Linked DNA regions of Homo sapiens: all the other regions are linked to region 2. A link is a contact called in ENCODE Hi-C or POLR2A ChIA-PET data. All regions are on one chromosome and are shown on one strand. Each heading gives the region's core, a stretch centred on a gene start or an enhancer-like site at or near the end of the contact. The rest is flanking DNA. Distances are from core to core; before and after follow the strand shown. Region 1 overlaps LRIG1 (leucine rich repeats and immunoglobulin like domains 1). Region 2 holds the start of EOGT-DT (EOGT divergent transcript). Region 3 overlaps SLC25A26 (solute carrier family 25 member 26).

Region 1 (2,726 bases), core at 3-2,502, 2.5 Mb after region 2:
GCAGTGCTATGTATAGAAGTTTTGTGTGAATGTTTGATTCGTTTCTGACTACCCCATTAGTCTGTAAGCTCCCTGAATGCAGTGACTGGCTTTGTTTCCAATCCACCATTGTATTCCCAGAATCTAGTGTGAAGCCTGTGACACATTAAATGCTCGTGACAGATACCAGTGTAGATAGAGATAGTGGCATTCATTCTGTAGAGTCCTGTATGTCCTGTGGAAATACCTCTGCCAGATAGAATAATTCAGACCTCCCAGGCTTCATCTGTGTATTTCCTGAATATACCTTGCTTGTTTAGTAGCTTCCTATACCCCTCACCACCCTCCACCAAAGTCTCTTAAGTGTTGAGAAACTTAGAAGAATGGAAAGAAAGAAGAAACAAATAGAACCGAAGTTGAAAAGATGACAGGCTGTTTACCTGCCACATTTAGAATTGGCGGTCTTTTTGGTCTCTCTGAATTTTGGAAAAGTCCCATATGCAAGAATTGTCACTGAAGTGGCTTTGTAGTTAAAGCAGTGCATGTGAACTGTCCCCACATGAGGTCCTCGGGCGCCTCGTCCCTGCTGGATTGCTGGTGGCTGTCCTTGGCAGGTGGGCCAGGCTCAGGCGCTCTCCTCTGTGTTGCGTTTGGCGAGGGAGCCCGCGGTGCCCTTCCCAGCTGTTGACATGGTCTCTCATCTGCTCTTTTGCTGGAGCCGCGTTTTGGAGCCTGCTTTTCCAGAGTTGACACTGCAGGGGAGGGTGGCTTCTTCCATAGACCGAGGCTGTCTAGACACCCTTCCCCTTGTGGTTATTCTGCTCAGTTTATGCTGAGCCCTCGCCAGGCAGCTGGTTTCGGTTGCTTGAGCTCTTACTTTGCTCAGGCCTCTGCTTTGACAAAAAGGATGACCAGGCCAAGGTAGCTTTTCTCCCTCTTTGCTGCTGGCAGAGAGAAAGACTGCTTTCCTTGACCAGAGGGAGCTGTGAGAACACTAAGGACAGGTTACCCTGCCCTCTGTGGACCCAGCCCAAGTAACTATGTAAATTGATAGAAGCTTCTATGGCAGGAGACTTCAGGCAGATACATTTCTAAATCTGGGCCTTTTTAGCTTGGACTTCAGATGTGAGACATTGGCCCCCACCCCCATCCTCAGACACGCAGGATCTCCATCCATGGCAGAGAGAGCACTGCGAACCCAGCTGGCAGAGCTCCTCTCTGGGCAGTCTCCCAGGCATGCTAGCAAGGGGCAATGGGAAGCTGTGTTCTCCCTGATGAGCTCAGCCTCACATGTTTCTTTTAATGGCTATCGAGATCTTGGACTGTGATGCTGTAGGGAAGCCTTTTGTCCCCAGTGAGCTGGAATAGTCTAGGCAGATTACTGTCTTGGTGGCCTTACGGGGGGTGCTGGAGGGGGTGCTATTGATCTGTTAGCCTAGTTACTATGTCTTTATTACTTTTGATTTTCTGGTGACAAATGTTAGGCATTTATTGAATAAAGAAGAAAGTACAAAAGAAAAAACAACTGATTTCATTGTTCGGTGATAAATATTATCACTGGATAGTGTATAAATTTCCAGTAATGTGTGAGGCTGAATACCTATTTCAGTTATGTTTTAAAGACTCAATATCTTGAATATTTTCCCTGACTTTAAGCAGTTTTTAAAATGTGCTTTAATATTTATTGTATAATAAATTATTACACAACTTACATAAAACTTGTAAAGTTTCTCTGATATTGGGCATTTAGGCTTTTTCCTAAGCTTTGATAGACATCCTTATGCATAAATGTTTAGCCATTTATTTCCTTAGGATGAGTTACCCAATTCAGATAGCGCTGGATATGCAGATTCTTAATATTTTCGGTACCACTGCCTCTGAGAAAGAGGCTGCCAACTTACATGTGAACTTGTGCTTGTCCCACACCCTCACAAACATTAAATGCTGTTTATTTCTGTAATCATGTACCAGTTTAATGGATGGAAATTGCCTCAGATTATTTTAATCTGCATTTCTTTGGATGTTGAGGCTGAAGACTTTACACAGGATACTCCCAGATATTTCCTTTTTCAGTTTCCTTCCTTTGTTGATGCTCAGCCCAGTACATCATCTGCTGTCCTCCACTGTGGTCTTTGGGCTTGAGCACAGTACATCTCTTTGGTACTAGGGAAGCTGTGTTTCTGAGAGAGCACAGGTGTAATTGCATAGAAAACTGTGCTCTCAACAGGCATGTCACATGTTTTGACTCTGAACCAGGACATCTTTGGGTTCTTCTTAAACAGATGTGGACGCGTGTTGCGGAGGGGACTGTTGCAGTGGCTCTGTTGATCCTGTACTGCTGCAGCCTTCTGCAGAGCCAGCCTGCCTGTGCCCAGGCTGCCCGGTCTGTGGCCAGGGTGCCTGGTACCTACAGCTGGTAGGAATCAGCGCAGATTAGCGTGGCTGAGAACCTTTCAGGAACAGCTTCCAGCAAATGGAAATTATTTTAAAACAAATTTATGTGGTTTTTCTGTCAAACCTACTTGGAGCATAAACAAGGTTGAATTGTAAGCTGCTTCCCTTCTGCAAGCGAGCCCATGTTTAGAATGTGGCTTTCAGCAAAGTAAACATGGTCTCGAAAGTGAGTTGTCATTGTATGCATGTGCTTTGAAAAGTAAAAGTAGTGCACTGAACGAGCATTCTCATAGATAATTGTGATAGAGTTTTAGACATCCCTTCTCGTTTATTTGTCTTCCTGCCACAAAGAT
Region 2 (2,700 bases), core at 48-2,547:
ACTCTACTGTGCTGTAGATGGAATACTAGGCCTGGGGGAGCTTAGAGGAAAAGACAGTGGGGGATGGGAGTTCAAATAATTATAAGCAGTAATAAAGTAAATTAACAAAACCATAAAAATTAAACTCCACAGAGTAGCATTTGAACTTGATGAGTTTACGGATAGGTAAAACTATACTGCTTTTAAAATGTGTGTGGACTCCAAAGTATCCTCACCATCACAAAGTGTATTCGGTGAACGATGTTCAGTCCCCAAATTTGGAAGTTAGGGCGGCAACTTCTGCTTGAAATAAGACAAAAGTAAAAATCCACCTCAGTGCAACGCAGAAGACACGAAGAGTCAGGTTTTCTACCCACCCCGTCCTAACATCCTCTGAGCGCTTTAACGCTCTCGCTCAAGGAGGCGCGGGCTGCTGCGATGGAGATGGGCGTCCGGCGCCGGCACGTGCCGTCGGTCTTTCCGGCCCTGGTGAGGGAGCTGGCGGACTCGCGCGAACGTTCGCGGGAGAACGCCAGGAAGGGCAGATGGTTCCTCGACTCTGAGCCCCTCCCTGCTGCGCTCGCCGGGTCGAGGCCGCTCGCCGGGCTGAAGCCGCTCCGAGCGTCGGGCCCCGCGCCCTGGCCCTCCTGGGTGTAGTCCCGGTCCTGCCTCTGCGGGGCCCGAGCCCGCCCACGGCGCCGGCTGGCCAAGGTGTCCCAGCTGCTCCTTGGCGCCCCCTGGCCCAGCTCCCGCGCCCGAGGTTTCCGGTGAGCGGCAGTAGCCGGTTATGACGACTCCCTCCTCTGGAACAGCCGCCGTCTCCTCCGCCTCCTCCTCGGTAGTTCACGGCTGCCCCGGCTCCAGGTGGGACTCCCCCGCAATCTGCGGAGCCTTCCCCCGCTCTCCTTCCCGCCGCCGCAGCGCTCTGCGCTGTTCTTGCCCGGGTGGTAGCCGCTCCCGGCGCGGCTTCCCGGAGGGCTATAGCCTACGCACGCACTCCGCCCGCGCCTTCCCATTCCCTGCGGGCCGGGAGGCGGGCGTCGGAAGCCGATCCTGGCCCTCCCCGGCCCCGGGCGCCCGGCCCCTTCCCAGCGCCCGGAGCGCAGGCGGGCCCCGGGCCCTAGCCGCGTTGACCAGGTTTCCAGCCGGGGCGGAGCCGCTCCCCGGGGCCCCTCCCAGGCGCGCTGGGGACCCGGGGCGCCGCGGTGCACGGTGGCGGGCGGCCCCGGGAGATCACCGACCCCGAAGCAATCCCTGGCGGCGCCCGGGGTCCGGAACCCCAGCGCGGCGTCTCAGCCGCGGCGGGGTGCTCGCCACTGACCCCTCAGCCCTTGGCCGGGACTGACGTTCAAGCGGACAGCTGGGCTCTGCCGGGACTGACGTTCAAGGGGCAGCCGAGCACTTCCTGAGCCCTGCCTGGCACCCGCCGAGAGACTTTTTGGCACAAGTAGGGGCCAGCCGTTGAGGTGTCATTCGGGGTCTCACGTGTTGAACTTTCCATTTGCCCACTGCCGTCTTTAAACTTTTCCAAGCTCTCTCTCTCTGCGACATTGCCCCATTTCGCCCGCTGTGTCAACCCCAGGTTTTGCCTCCTATCCATCATCTTTCAGATGTTTCCCTTTTTTCCTTCCTCATTAGGCCTGTGGAAATCGAATCAAGGGTTTCTGGAGTGGAGTGATTCCAGCTGCTTTGAGCTGAAGGAAAAGTAGCCTGGCCAGTAAAGCGTCCGTGTGCTGGAGGAGTGCAGCCACCCATCCCGGCGGGCCTTGCAGGACGACCGACACCAGGAAGGCTTTGTGCCAGGCCCAGCAGCCACCCCCAGCCGCCTTATGCAAGTGGGTACATGCCCTCGCCAGACGCCAGCTTTCTGATCTGCGTCTTTAGATTTTTTCCATCGCCTAAGCGTTACTTCTCCACTGATCGGTGAGTTTAGTGATGGCCAGAGCTCACTGGAGGACAATGGACTTGGATAACCAAAGGTCAGGGCTTGGTCATAACAATGACTTTATTACCGGGAAGGACGAGTCAAAAAATAGGAAGGCCTGGGAACCCTCAGGCTCGCCACTCTAGGTGGGTAGCCCTGTGATTCAGCCAGTGGGATTACTGCTGTGAGAATGGGAAAGTTGTTTGCTTCTGGGAATGTTTGATCCACTAAGTATCCTGTTGGCCAGTTCCAGTGGATGCCTGTAGAAAGTGGGCCACCTCCTCCCGTTCCCCATTGGAATCTGGTCCGAGTTGCTGTGTTGGGGGTGGTGCCTGTGAACTCGAGTATAGCAGTGTGGTATTCATTAAGGAAAAGAAAGCGCACCACCGGCCAGGCCTTCTGGCTGAGAGTTATCACGTTACATTATTTTCTTTCTTAATATTTCCTTTAATTCACAACATCATCTGAATGATCAGGTTTACTTTAGCATCCTTTTAAGGTAATATGTTTCATTTCTGACAGGTTTTAGAGACCTGAAACATCACAGAAGCTTCTGAGTGGTTCTGAAGATTCAAGAGGTATATATTTTTATTACAAGTAGAGTCATTGTTACTATTAATATGTGTTTTTAAATTTTTATAAAACTGCTGTCAACTCATTCTTGGATAAAAGCTCCAAGTGAAAATGTTATTGTAATTCAGATCAGATTTACAGCAGATAACACCATACTCTTGAGGGCCGCCAAAGTGAAAAACCACAATACTTAACTACTCCAAGGGGGGAAAATGGGGGAAAAA
Region 3 (3,105 bases), core at 488-2,987, 2.7 Mb after region 2:
AGAAATATGAATGGATTCTGCAGATTTAATTAAGTTCCCCCATCAGTTGGTTCTGAGTTTATCAAGAGGGAAATTATCGTGGATGGGCTTGACTTCAAAGGTGAGTTCTTAGAAAAACCAGCCCCTTCCTAACAAGATCTGAAGTGTGAGAGATTCTCCTGCTGGCTCTGAAGAAATAAAATTTCATGTTGTAAAAGGGCCTATGGAGGGGGCCACATGGCAAGGACCTCAGAGCAGCCTCTGGAAGTAAAGTGTGGTCACCATCCAATCGCTAACAAGAAACAGGATCCTCAGTCATACTGCCACAAGGAAATGCCATCTGCCAACCGCCCTGTGCATTTGGAAGAGGACCCTAGCCTCAGATGAGATCACAGTCCCTGCAACACCTTGACTGTCACTGTGTGAAACAGTGAATGGAGAACTCAGCCACGCGGTCCTCAGACTGCTGCTGTAGAGACCCATGAGATCATCAATATATGTCACCTTAAACCACTAAAGTTGTGGTAATTCATTACACAGCAACAGAAAGCTAACAATCATCTACTGCACCTCTAGACATTCCCCTAAGTGATCCTGATGTTACATGACACTTGAAGTTACTCATTTCAATGGAGTGAAAAATGTGGGACATTCTAGTTAAGTGATCTTGACTGGCAGTTAAAGTTTCAGAAGTCCTACAATATTTTCTGACTTACAGCCTAATCTTACCTGGAAGGCATCTTGCTGATTATCTGATCCAGCCACCTCACTTTTAGCCAAGACTAAGAGAGGGAGCTAGCCTCCCCAGGTTCACAGGGCTAACGAGCAGCAGAGGACGAGCCACAGCCCAGTTCCTCCAACACAGTTAGCTGTTCCCAGAAGTCTTTCCTTAAAGGTGGCTGCGCCTTAAAGATACTTGCAGTTGTGCTTGACTAGAGAGGGGGAGAGAAGTATATCTCCTCTCTGATACTGTAGTAAAATGGCCATAAAATAAATACTGAATGCTTTAGAAAAGTGGAGTACAAAGCCAATATTTCAAAGGATTCAAAGACTAAAAGCAGTATTAAAGATGTCAACAGTGACTAGACCATGATAACTACTATATTATAATGTCTTCTGCATCTTTCAACCTCCCAGGGGACATTTAAATTGTCACTACTCACGGGAGGTGCTCCTGGTATCTAGTGGGTAGAGGCCAGGGATGCTGCTACACAGCCTGGAATGCAAAGGGGGGTCCCCATGGACACAATCCACAGCCCCTTAAACTCTGCTCTAAGGCATCAGTTATCTTTCTTTATCCCTGCTGACTCCCTAGCACTGAGACACTGAACACATGGCGTGCACCACCTGTGCTCCCTTACACACTCAGAAGGCAAAGCTCTCCCATATCTCAATTTTCTTTGGCTTGGGCTTTAATCACTGTTCTTTGGTTTGAACTTAAATATGGGCTAACCTTTTCACCAAGTTGTATCTAGCTCTAATACACAAGCACACCTGCCCAGCTCAATGTTGCTTCTGACAGACAAAGCCAAAACACTATTATGCATACTTGATTTTAACTAATGTATGTTTTACACATGAATCAAAATCTGGTGACCTATCAGCAAAGGCCTAGTGGAGTATGAGTGTGCAGAACACATGGTGGAGAACCGCTGCTTACTCTAAACTGCTGGCAGCAAATAAGTATTACATGACCCAAAAAAATGATATCGATGACTAGAATGAGAAAAGTGTCAAAACAACAGGAAGTGGCAGGGACTCTGATGACATGGAGAGCAGTTTCTGTCAAAACAAGCAGCCGCTACTCTGTTCTAGACAATTACTGCCATGCAGAAATGTAGGCCCACTATGACCAGATACCCAGATTGTCCAAGAAAACTTGGATAACTGGAGTTGTATATGAAACCACTCAATTTTAACATGTTAGCTTGTAGTTTGCAAAAACCTTGAGTCCAACATTTTGGGCCACGTCTTTGAAATTTATGGTCTAGAGATTGTAAGAGCAAATGAAGAGGTGCCAAGTGGGCAAATTCAGAGGGAGGAAGGTTCAGGATATACTTCTGCACAACAGATGGAGTATTAGAGACACTGGGGATAAAGCTAAGTGATAGGCCTTGGATGAGGCCAACAAGTTTCAGAGGAGCTGCTAGTGATATTATCATCATTATCATCACAACAATAATCATAAATTATAACATTTATATAGGACTGTATTTCAGGCACTGTCCTAAGCACTTCATATGCAGGAACACATGTAATTTTCCCAACAACCTTATGAGGTTGGTATTATTGTTACTCTCATCTTACAGAGGAACAAAATAAGTCAGTTTAAATAACTTGCCTAAGGCCACATGGCTAAGTACTGGAGCTGGGATTTGAATCCAGATAGGCTACCTTCAGACTCCATGTTTCTAATTACCCCCGTCACAATTCTAATGCTTGTATCTGTAGGCTTTTAATTCTGTATCTCTCTGTAACTACATATAAAATGTGTTTCATCCACCTAAGTTCTGAATGGTAACATGTAGATAGGAAAAGACTAAAACAATGCTTAAGGTACTCCGTCTAAACACGTATAGAAATGGAAGCATTTTTCCCAAATGAAAATGTTAGCCCCTGCTCTCTATAAATTATGTTGGCCTAGTAGGATTCAGTCCCTCTTGTTAAAGTTTTACTTTCTAATGACATTCTTGGCTTCTGCTTACATAAAAATACTAACAAACAGATGCAGAAGTCACACTCTCCGGCATGGAAGTCAAAAGGCATAGACGAATTGGTTGTGCCCTCCAACCAGAGTGGGAACTGTGGCAAACAATTCTAACGCCCATCAAAGATGCAAGGCATGAACTTGTCCTACACACTGTGGCAGCATTATTACTAAATTCCTTAAAAAGTCTGTATAAAAATCTGTAACAACTTGGCAAGCAAAATTACACTTCAAAGCAGCTAGTATGTAAATTAACTTCACATTTCACTTCATTTTAAAACAAGAGAAATTGCTATAATAAATTCAGGGAAACTGGCAATTTTGAGTTGAATACTAAAAAGAAAAGTAAATTTTCACCTTTACATGAGATCTACTATTTTTTATTCTTCATGAACCCTATCTTCCATTTCAGAATCCAA

The links. A loop is a pair of places that touch in the nucleus more often than their neighbours do. ChIA-PET counts read pairs that join two places held with the same protein, here RNA polymerase II (POLR2A). Pooled maps may share reads with other maps.
Region 1: a loop to region 2 is called in a pooled map, with 5 times the contacts of the local background. The contact joins the enhancer-like site here to the promoter of EOGT-DT in region 2. A Hi-C loop is called at or near these places in 5 of 50 pooled maps. POLR2A ChIA-PET finds 5 or more read pairs at or near these places in 2 of 52 experiments (WTC11 and activated CD4-positive, alpha-beta T cell).
Region 3: a loop to region 2 is called in a pooled map, with 2.1 times the contacts of the local background. The contact joins the enhancer-like site here to the promoter of EOGT-DT in region 2. A Hi-C loop is called at or near these places in 1 of 50 pooled maps. POLR2A ChIA-PET finds 5 or more read pairs at or near these places in 2 of 52 experiments (OCI-LY7 and endothelial cell of umbilical vein).

Annotation. Positions count from the first base shown.
Region 1 is chr3:66,481,722-66,484,447 of GRCh38, reverse strand. The region is part of intron 1 of LRIG1 (leucine rich repeats and immunoglobulin like domains 1); the gene reads left to right. Among named protein-coding and RNA genes, the nearest start is that of LRIG1, 18 kb to the left of the region's middle. Within about 2 kb of position 1,252, at least 26 of the 41 ENCODE cell types and tissues checked have a DNase peak (open chromatin) inside an H3K27ac peak, as active enhancers do.
Region 2 is chr3:69,011,717-69,014,416 of GRCh38, reverse strand. EOGT-DT (EOGT divergent transcript) reads right to left here and starts at 1,297. Exons shown (of 1, transcript NR_185971.1): 1 at 1-1,297. It overlaps EOGT (EGF domain specific O-linked N-acetylglucosamine transferase), which reads left to right and starts at 733. Exons shown (of 18, transcript NM_001278689.2): 1 at 733-843; 2 at 1,618-1,902; 3 at 2,426-2,481. RefSeq lists silencers at 506-805, 866-1,415.
Region 3 is chr3:66,301,088-66,304,192 of GRCh38, reverse strand. The region is part of intron 5 of SLC25A26 (solute carrier family 25 member 26); the gene reads right to left. Among named protein-coding and RNA genes, the nearest start is that of SLC25A26, 82 kb to the right of the region's middle. Within about 2 kb of position 1,737, at least 5 of the 41 ENCODE cell types and tissues checked have a DNase peak (open chromatin) inside an H3K27ac peak, as active enhancers do.